Regions from separate parts of the Homo sapiens genome. Here region 2 is linked to region 1. A link is a loop called in an ENCODE intact Hi-C map of the cell type or tissue named here. Cell type or tissue: HepG2. All regions are shown on one strand.

What was found. Hi-C counts contacts between places; a loop is a spot of excess contacts. Peaks named below come from ENCODE experiments on the same cell type or tissue, not always from the same donor. Only the 100,000 strongest peaks of a DNase experiment are listed, where the experiment ranks them.
Region 2: a loop joins it to region 1, with 2.4 times the contacts of the local background. A loop is called at or near these places in 2 of 110 quality-filtered maps.

The regions. Positions count from the first base shown.
Region 1 is chr4:107,805,231-107,810,230 of GRCh38, forward strand. No RefSeq gene overlaps it. Among named protein-coding and RNA genes, the nearest start is that of SGMS2, 17 kb to the right of the region's middle. In HepG2, no CTCF peak of the experiment used is centred here; no DNase peak of the experiment used is centred here; H3K27me3 peaks cover 438 bases.
Region 2 is chr4:107,861,567-107,866,566 of GRCh38, forward strand. The region is part of intron 2 of SGMS2 (sphingomyelin synthase 2); the gene reads left to right. CYP2U1-AS1 (CYP2U1 and SGMS2 antisense RNA 1) reads right to left here. Exons shown (of 7, transcript NR_125929.1): 7 at 1,913-2,880. Among named protein-coding and RNA genes, the nearest start is that of SGMS2, 39 kb to the left of the region's middle. In HepG2, no CTCF peak of the experiment used is centred here; a DNase peak (open chromatin) is centred at 2,435.

The sequences.
Region 1 (5,000 bases):
AGCCATCCTGTTTGTTCAACAACCATTGTCTCTTGCCTGGTCTGTCACAACTGCCTCCTCATTTATCTCCTGCTTTCACTCTTACCACAATCCATTTTTTTCCAACAGTAATCTTTTGAAAATGTAAATCAAATCACATCATTCCTTGCTTAAACATCATCAATAGGAAATGGAGAGAAACTGCTTACTAAGTAAGAGTTGTATTTGGAGTGAAGGCATGTTTGCAAATTAGATAAAAGTGGTGGTTGCACATACCGCAAAAGTACTAAAAGCCACTGAATTGTTCACCTTTAAATGGTTAATTTTATATTACATGAATTTCACCTCAATCAATTTTTAAAAACGCTTTGATGGCTAGTCATTGCATTTCTTACTATATAATTAGGTGTAGATTTGGTTGCAAGTTTTAGAAAACCCAAAATAATAGGGACTTAAACAACATAGAAGTTTATTTCTCTTTCACATTAAAAAAAAAAAACCCTGAGAATGGCCCTTATCAATAGTCAGATAGGATGTACATGGAGTGCAATGAGGTAAATATATTTGACTGAGGGACTGAGAACACCAATCAGTGCTATTCTCCATGACATAATCCCAGACATAAGTTACAGGATAGTGCAGTGTCAAAAAAAAAAAAAAAAAAAAAAAAAAAAAAGGACAGCAGCCTAGATAAATAAGGCTCTGGAATCAAATTCGTGACAATTACTGGGGTCTCCTTCACTGGGGCTACCACAGCAGCAGAGACACATCATCTGATGATTGGGGGTGTCTGTCACTCTCTTAGCCAACCCTTGGGGTTCATTCCTCCCAAATCATCATCTCCTAAAAAAAGAAATTTTTTTTCTATTTATTATTCAAATGTATTATACTTTATAAAAAAGAAAAATGCTGAGATGGTCTTTCAAAACCATTATTTAGGGGTAGAAACTGCCAAAACAATACAGAAATCAGAAGAGAAAGAGCAATAAAATTTTCCAGTTTGGGAAGGGAGAAAAACACAACGATAAAAGCATTCCTTTGCCTTTTTTCTCTGCCACCCAAGTTCTATTTGTACTTGACAAGACCAAACTAAACTTTTTTGCCTTGTTAGGAACTGCAAGGATTTTTCCAAATCTTTTTTTCCCAGACCACAACAGACCTCTTTCAGTATAGCTGGTTGATTTCAACTTTTCACCTTAATCCCATTGGATTTCTCTCCCCCGTTTTCTCAAGAGAATGTCATTTGAGTACATATTTCAGTGCCAAAAGAATGAGGGAAATGTTTTGGTTGGATTTTTTTTTTCTGTTGAGACAGAGTTTCACTCTTGTTGCCCAGGCTGGAGTGCAATGGTGTGATCTTTGCTCACTGTAACCTCTGCCTCCCAGGTTCAAGTGATTCTCCTGCCTCAGCCTCCCAAGTAGCTGGGATTACAGGCATGCACCACTGCATCTGGCTAATTTTTTGTATTTTTAGTAGAGATGGGACTTCACCATGTTGGCCAGGTTGGTCTCGAACTTCTGACCTCACATGATCTACCTGCCTCGGCCTCCCAAAGTGCTGGGATTACAGGCGTGAGCCACTGTGCCTGGGCGAATATTTTTATATCACTAATTACTGCTCAGTGAGGCTCGGATGCTCCAGTATAAAAACAGATTCCTTCTTTCAGACATGTTTTCATTTGGCCAGAACTCTGCATCCATCTTTCTGTTGTTGCAGTGGAAGACTTCATGGGAGACAATCTCAAAGAGTTTCAAGGACTAAGGAATTGCCTTATTAAATGGTGGTATCTCAAATTTTTTTTTTGCTTCATTGACTATTTCATTTACCTCCCTAATATTTCTGCAATTCTAAGCATTTCTGTTCATGTAAAGTAAGAACAGTGTCTCAGTTAAGAGCATGGTCTCTGAAGCCAGCTGCTTAGTTGAAGCCTGGCTAAGAAAGCTGTACAATCTTGAGGGCTCCCTCAGTTTCCTCATCTTATTGAGATGTAGAACTGAGATATGCCAAGCACATTCTAAGTGCAATGTAAGTGCTAGCAATATCCAAGAGTTAGGTATACACTTGTTGCTGTGGATCATATGAGGCAAGACTGACACCATCCTGCCCATATGCAGCTTATTAAGGTTTAGGCAAATTACTTAACATAGACTTGATTTAATTATTTGTAATAAAGTGTCTCTCTCACAAGATTGTTGTGAAAATCACGAGATATGCCAAGAAACATGCTTAATATGAGGTATGGTGAATATTAAACACTCAATGAGAACTGATATTGTCTGGCAAGAAAAGCGGATAATTAAACAGCCTTAGAAATGTAATTATAATAGAAAAAGTTCAGGGTGCTAAAGGAGCACCCACCAGGATATCTAAATTGAGTCCTGATAAATAAGAAGGAGTTAGCCAGATAAAGAAGAAGGGAAAGAGAGGTTCCAGAAAAGGAGGCCAGAGAGCCTCACCATTTTAGATGAACTAAAAGAAGTTTAACACAGAATGGGAGCTGGGAATAGCAAAAGAAAAAAATGAAGTGGTAGACAGAAATCAAGTTATAATAAACATTTTAAGCTACACTCGCAGTTGTATTTGATCCTGAGAAATAGGAGAAACAAGAAGCTATGCAATGGGCTTAAGCAGGATAGTGATAAAACCAGAAGGCACAGAAGGCATCTTAGAGTCTGGTGGCCACAGAGAGTGGAATGGAATGGAGGGGACCAAAACTGGAGGCTGGAGATGCCTTCAGAAGCTGCTGTTGATCCTAACTGAGAGATGGAAGGGGGCACTTGGGCAGGGTAGTGACAACAGGTGGAGACCTAGTATCCTTCATCAGTCACGCTGCTTTGCTGAGCACTTCACATCTTCATTTGAAATGTCCCCTTTTTTTCTTATATGTACAGAGTTCACTGTGACTGTTTCTTTGGTTCAGCTATTCTCTGTAGTGAGGAGTATTATTTGTCCTCCTGAAACTTCAAAAATGTGATACCACTGCTGCAGGTGCTGGAGGAGCATTCACCCGTGTTTGCTGGCTTCGGTGCTTATTATCTCCCACAAAGAGATTATCTCCCACAGTTTTATTTTCCTCAATTCTTTTTTTTTTTTTTTGAGATGGAGTCTTGCCCTGTTGCCCAGGCTGGAGTGCAGTGGTGCAATCTCAGCTCACTGCAGGCCTCCGCCTCCTGGGTTCAAGTGATTCTCCTGCCTCAGCCTCCCGAGTAGCTGGGACTACAGGCGCATGCTGCCACACCCAGCTAATTTTTGTATTTTTAGTAGAGACGGAGTTTCACCATGTTGGCCAGGATGGTCTTGATCTCCTGACCTCATGGTCCACCGCCTCAGCCTCCCAAAGTGCTGGGATTACAGGCGTGAGCCACCGCACCCAGCCTATCTCCCACAATTCTTAATCAGATGTTGTTTAAGCATTGTACCATGGGTTTTACATGCTGCTGTCTGAAGCTGCCCCCAGATATGCCATGTGACCAGCAGTGACGCAGAGATGATTAGGACCGTAGTTTTCTATCCAGAAGGTTAATGTTTTACCTTACCTGGAGGAGGAGTACAAGTACTTCTTCAAAAAATCAAATAATGAGTTACAAATGTCTTCACCACCTGACCATACCCTATCAAACAATTTTTTTAAATTCCTTGGGAATGACTTGGCTGGTGGGGGACAGGAAGAGTGTAAATTAGCTCTTTCATGGGAGCCCCACCCCCTCTAAGCACCGACTTCTTCATCAGAGTACAATGTGACTTGGCATAATCCATATAGAGGTTATGAGTTGTAATAAGATTAATGAGCAATAACTAGTTTATTTAAATAAAGAAGAAATGCCATGTTAAAGGTCATTGACCTTAACTGTTTTTCTCATAAAGCAATATGGGATTTGCAGACGAGAGGATTTATGGTTTGTTTTGTTTTTATTTTTGTCCAATAGATACCCTGGGAAGAATGACCTCAAGCAAAATTGTAAGTAAAGGAGGTGAACTTAGCATTTCCTACTTTACTGTTCGCTTTACTCTTTGCTTTCCCAGCCTTCAACTAAGACAGGCCCAGTCCCAGGGAAGCAAAGATGATCACGGACTCAGATGGCAAGAAGAACCTGCTGAAAAACATGGATTTGGGGTCATGAAGATAACAGAAGGAAGTGAAAGTCAGAGCCAATTCAGTTGAGATCAATGTCCAATCTGAGTGCCATGAACAGCAGGTCTTCCTCCCCTTCTCCTCCCTTCTGACCCTCCCGTGTGCAACTTAACAGGTAACTTCACAAACTTCAGATTTGTACTGCCACTACAACAGCAAGCTTTGCTCCATGTCACTAGTGCCAAAAAGACCTTTGGTCACTACTAGATTAAATCGTATCATTACTTGGAACTGTGTCCAGTCCAAAACAATAAACTTGTAAATCTCCCTCTTTCTTTCTCTCTCTCTCTCTCTCTCTCTCTCTCTCTCTGACAACAATGTCCTCAAATCTACACTTCAAGTTCACATGGAGACTCGGTCCTTATCCCTTTCCCAAACCCCCCAGTTTCCTCCTCCCCTTCATGGACTTTGTAGTCTAACCTGAATTCTCTCCCCTCACTGAATTAAATTTATTAGGTTTCTACTTTATACCATTGTTCTAGACCAGTTGTTCTCAACCTGGTTGTACACTGGAACCATTCGTAGAGCTTAACACACACACACTGTGAGTAGTCCCCACCTAGAGATTCTAATATAATTGGTTCATGGTGCAGCTTAGGTATAAGAATTGTTAAAGCTCTCCAGGTGATTCTAATCCACAGGTAAGATTAAGGAAAGCAGGTACTGATCCAGGTGCTGAAGATATATAAATAAAAAGACAACTAAGGAAGAGTCCATATTCTAACAAGCTCAAATTCTATTCCTCTTCTTATTATCAGCTGCCTGAATTTTTTTTTTTTGTTTGTTTTTGTTTTTGATACAGAGTCTTGCTCTGTCACCCAGGCTGGAGTGCAGTGGCACGATCTCGGCCCACTGCAACCTCCACCTCCCATGTTCAAGCAATTCTCC
Region 2 (5,000 bases), 56 kb after region 1:
TAGCCAGTTCTAGATAATGAGGGTACTCTTTTCTTAAATCTGTTATGGACTTTGGTGGAATTCAAGAATTTTTTAATATGGAAAGATTTTTTTCCTTAAATATGCCTTTCAAAAAGAAAAATATTTTGGAGGAGATAAAGGATTAACATGTTTAAGTTGAAAATCTTTGCTAAGTAAACTCATATACCCATTTTATAGTTGTTAAAAAAGTGAAGTAATTCATATCTATTTGATTTTTAATAGTTCTTACAAATATCAGGATACTGAAACCCCAAGGTAAGGATGAATATTATTGGATGAAAGGAAGAAAAAATAAAATTTTCTAAACAACTTTTGTATCCTCCTGTTCATAAACATTTAATAAATCTAGAACTCAGGACTGTCCCACTAAGATTAGGAGTAACATTTAAGCACACCCTTACATCTTATTTTCTTGTTTCTATAGCAGGCATGTCCTCTGACAAGAAGAGCAAAAACGAAAGAAACAACAACAGAAATCCCAGTATTGGGGTGGTGGTGGGGGCGGCTTTTCTAAAACCACTTTTCTTTCTCTGAGTATTTAACGCATAGAAATGACTGGGAAAGTAGCGGAGACCTAAAATAATAGAGGAAAAGCCGTAACTGTCGGAGAATGTATATGGAATGCAAGCCCACAGTGTTTTGTTCTAGATTTTTGGCTCCTAGAGTAACCCAGGCACACATGCTAACTTAAATTTGAAGATGAAGGTTAGTAAGGTGACTTTAGGCCAGCTTTGCTATATATTTGTATTTATGACGGTATTGGAGGGTGAACCTCCTTGATTCCGAAGCTACTTATATTGTGCTAATCAATTCTTGTTATCAAAGAAAAGGGACAGATATGCGAATATGTGAAAGAACTAATTCTTTTAAGGATGACAAGTAATTTCCATGATACTGTATAACTCTTTTCCCTTTTATATGTAAGAACCCTGTAATTAGCTTTGTCTTAAAAGTTTTTTTTCAAAACTCTGTAGGAAAAATAGTAGCCTATATTTCAGCTACAAAGGACCTGTTTATTCTGTGTACAGCATAGTGCCTTTTGAATGCTCCTGACTTAAAGAGAATGACTGAAGGAGCCTCTACCAAGAGTGAGAAAGTGGGAAAGAACACTGTCAAGTTTAAGCACTAAATCAGCAGTCTAGTGTTGGGAGGACGTCGTGCTGAATAGATTTCTGCCTTATATCCGACTGTACCTGTGCCTGAGTTGTCTTCATCCTGCCAAACACAAACAAGTTGCTAGGCAACAGGAGTGATTCAGATGTTCTGAACACCTCACTGAATGAAATGTCTAACCATGATGTTTCCAGGAAATGCCGCCTCTACAAGTCACTGGGCAGCCTGATAAACATTTGCATGTGCCCTGAGGTCAAGTGACCTAGAGCTTCTCGCTTATGTGTTATAAGGTGGGGCCAGCTAATGTTTGGAAGAATGCCACCTTACTGGGCAAACATGGATAGTTTTCATGCTCCTACATGGTAACTGTGAGGAGGAAGAGTTGGGGACAGGACTGGGAGAAGTGCAGTCTCTCCCCAGAAGAACTCACCAGGATGGAAATCCATTGCCCTTGGGTCACATCTCTAATTGTAAAAATAGCCCAAGATCCCAGAAAATCACAACATAGCATGGTTCCAGGAGCCTGGACTCAGATGCGTTCAAATTCTACCTCTGTCACTTGTTACATTTCTAACTTCATACCTCAGATAGGGGTGGTAATGGTGACTACCCTATACAGTAGTTGTGTGTATTAATGTTAGCATTTGGGGAACACTAAAACTGGCATCTGTCATAAACTCTGGGAAAGCATTAGCTTGCTCGCCATGCTCTAGACAGCTCCTTGAGAGGTGGGGGCTGAATTGTGAAGGAATGAAGAAGAAGAGAAGTGAGATCTTTTCCAAGGATGTATTTATTCTTTTATGATTTCAAGGACTGCAATCATAGAAATTTTAACCATAACATCATTTAAGAAAGCTCTTCAAGGTCTTTCAGCACTGCATACTTTGAGAATTATGTATCAAAAAATGACCTCAGGGTTATGCAGCGGAAAGGCCATGCGATCATGGAGCATTGCTTTAGGGCTTCCAGTGGATATGTAATGCTCTGAAGCTAGATATGGGTTTTTGCTTTACTGTTTTTTCCTTCTGTTATATCCCCCTTTTTATATAAGATATAATAAAAATGCAGTCACAAAAAGTAAACCACAGTAAGTCAGATGAAATGTTTGGGCTCTGTGACATATATGGAAACCATATTTATACAGACACATTAGTGACTCATTTAGGAAAAGAAAGGTACCTGAAGCTCTCTGGGAAAGGGTAAGATAATTCTGGTGTCTTTGAGTGTGTGGGCTGCCACATTCATTCAACTGCTATTCTAGGGCTGGGCTGCAGGTTCTTGGCTAGTGGCCAGGAACACCAACACAAACAGGACATGGACTCTATCCTTGCAGCTCATAACCAGCAGAGGAGATAGCCCTGTGTTAAGCAGTGAGCTTTTAAAACCCTGTGCTGGGCTGAAGAGATGTGTAGGAGCATAGGTATGGGGAGAAAGCCAATGGCATTCAATCTCAATCTGATCTTTAAGAGTTCTAAGTTCGCTTGAATTTATCTTTGCAAGGGAAATCAGAATGTTAGAGAATTGTGTTGGGAATGTGTCACCACATGCCAGGCTAGTGGCTCTGCAGTTCCTGAGCAATGTTTTGTAGTAGTGACTAAACCCTGCTCTGAGGAAGTGGTGACATTAGGAGATGCAACGGAGAGTAAAAGTAGTTGGAACCTTTCTTCCTGAACTTGCAGAGTCTCTCTCTCTGGTTCTGTCTTTGCTGACTGAGAGATGGTGGTGTTTCCCAAGGAAGTAGTTGGCCTGAAAGTCAAAAGGATGAAAAGGATTGGGGAGTGACTCTCAGAGTTGCCTCAAAAGCCAGTCATAATAGTTAATTTTGAATTAGGTAGAAACTCTGGTCAGTTGTACAACATAAGTACATGACGTTTTATTCAACAGCTATAGAGATTTCTTTAAAAATATGTGTTTTTAATTGACAAATAAAAATTGTATATATTAAGGTGTATAACATGATATAATGATTTATTTATTGCCAAAATAATGGCCTAGTGTCTTAAGGTTAACTTTTCAATCTCTATAAAAAGTAAAGGAGAAAGCCCGTTGAACTGTAAAATTTTCCAGCTTTCCTTGAAGTCACAATATATAAAGTGCTTCACTGAATTTAATGTTGAAGGTAGAATCCCTGTTTTATATGCAGTCTTATGCCTTGAATAACTTCCTATAAGTGTATGTTGGTTTGGGGAAAATGCATTTAAGTTTGGTTTATTTTATAAAGAGCCCAGAGGTTTTTCTATTTTATTACCATTTACATGAATTTAAGTTCTCTATCTTTCATCAGGTATCTTTATGTTACTTGGTGGAAAACTGTATTAACATTATTCATAAAATATTACTGAACAAACATAACATTTTCAAAAACAGCCATAAATAATGCCTCAAGTGATTCAAATAAGCTTCGATAGAATTCACGTTGTTTATATTTGTTTGTTCCAAGAAGCATTTGAGATAGGAATTTATAGTTTTAATGAACAAAGTTCTAAGACATAATCAGCTGCTTTCTCAAAGCTATCTGGCTTAGGAGTGTATGTCATGTATGATGTTAAAACTGGAATAGTCTGCAACCCAGAAAAAAATACACAATCTGGGATTGCTAATCTTTTACGAGAGAGGTCTCATCTAGCTTAATACTGTAAATTGTCTACCTTTAAACATTAATGCTAATGGAATTTATAGTTTAACTTTAAATCAAAATATGCAATTTCAGATTACTTGGGATATTATTATATTTCAATTTTAGGTATTTTGGAAAAGGCCTTTTAAAGTACCAACTATTTATAAACACTAACCAGTTTATACTAATTGGTATTACATTATTTCCTAATTTTGAATCTGCATCTGTATAATGGTCAGTTAGAATTATAAAGCAGAATACTTTTTTATATTCTTTCATGTTGGCCTCTGAGCTCACCCAATAACTTTTCTATTGTTTACCTTCTAATTAACTATCTCTTGTTCTAGGGAATATGACCTTTCAGCTACAACTTTATAAAATTATTTTCATTAGCTTTAATGCCTTATTTCTTCTCTAATAAACCTGAATCAGGAGCTCTTCATTAAGATCTTATTTAATTGGTTTCAGTCCTGGTGGAAATCCCCCCACCCCCATAGTCTCCTCTTGTTCCATTCAGATGCCTTAAGTAGTGACTAGAACCTAATGGGTGATTCTTCCATGAATTTATTTTCCTTTTCATGTGGCTTATTCTGACTGTGTGATTGCCACAAGAAATAAAAGTATAAGATCAACCATAATATGCCAATGGCCAATCATTTAGCATAGCCCCTTATTTGAGAATGTGATAGGGGTAGGACAGAAGAAACTAAGGACCAAGGAGATTGCATTAATTCTCATCAAGTGGCAGAGTCAGGGTTAGAACCTGGATTTTAGGATTCTAAGATGTTACAATGTACATTTGACCTGAGTTTAATTTGCTTCTGAGATTAGCAAGGGCATGTTGTAGGGGCCATGGTTATTGAATAAACTTTTGTTATTGATTAATAGTAAATTCACATGGATGTGTTATCCACAAATTATCTACATCAAGCTAAATAAAAATACCAAGTTAAAAAAAAACTCTTGGCTGGGCATTGTGGCTCACACCTGTAATCCCTAGCACTTTGGGAGGCCGAGGTAGGTGGATCACCTGAGGTCAGGAGTTGGAGACCAGCCTGGCTAACATGGCAAAACCCTGTCTCTACTAAAAACAGAAAAATTAGCCAGGCGTAGTGGTGTGCACCTGTAATCCTAGCTACTCAGGAGGCTGAGGCAGGAGAATCGCTTGAACCTGAGAGGCGGAGGTTGCAGTGAGCTGAGATCGCGCCATTGCACTCCAGCCTGGGTGACAAGAGTGAAGCTCTGTCTC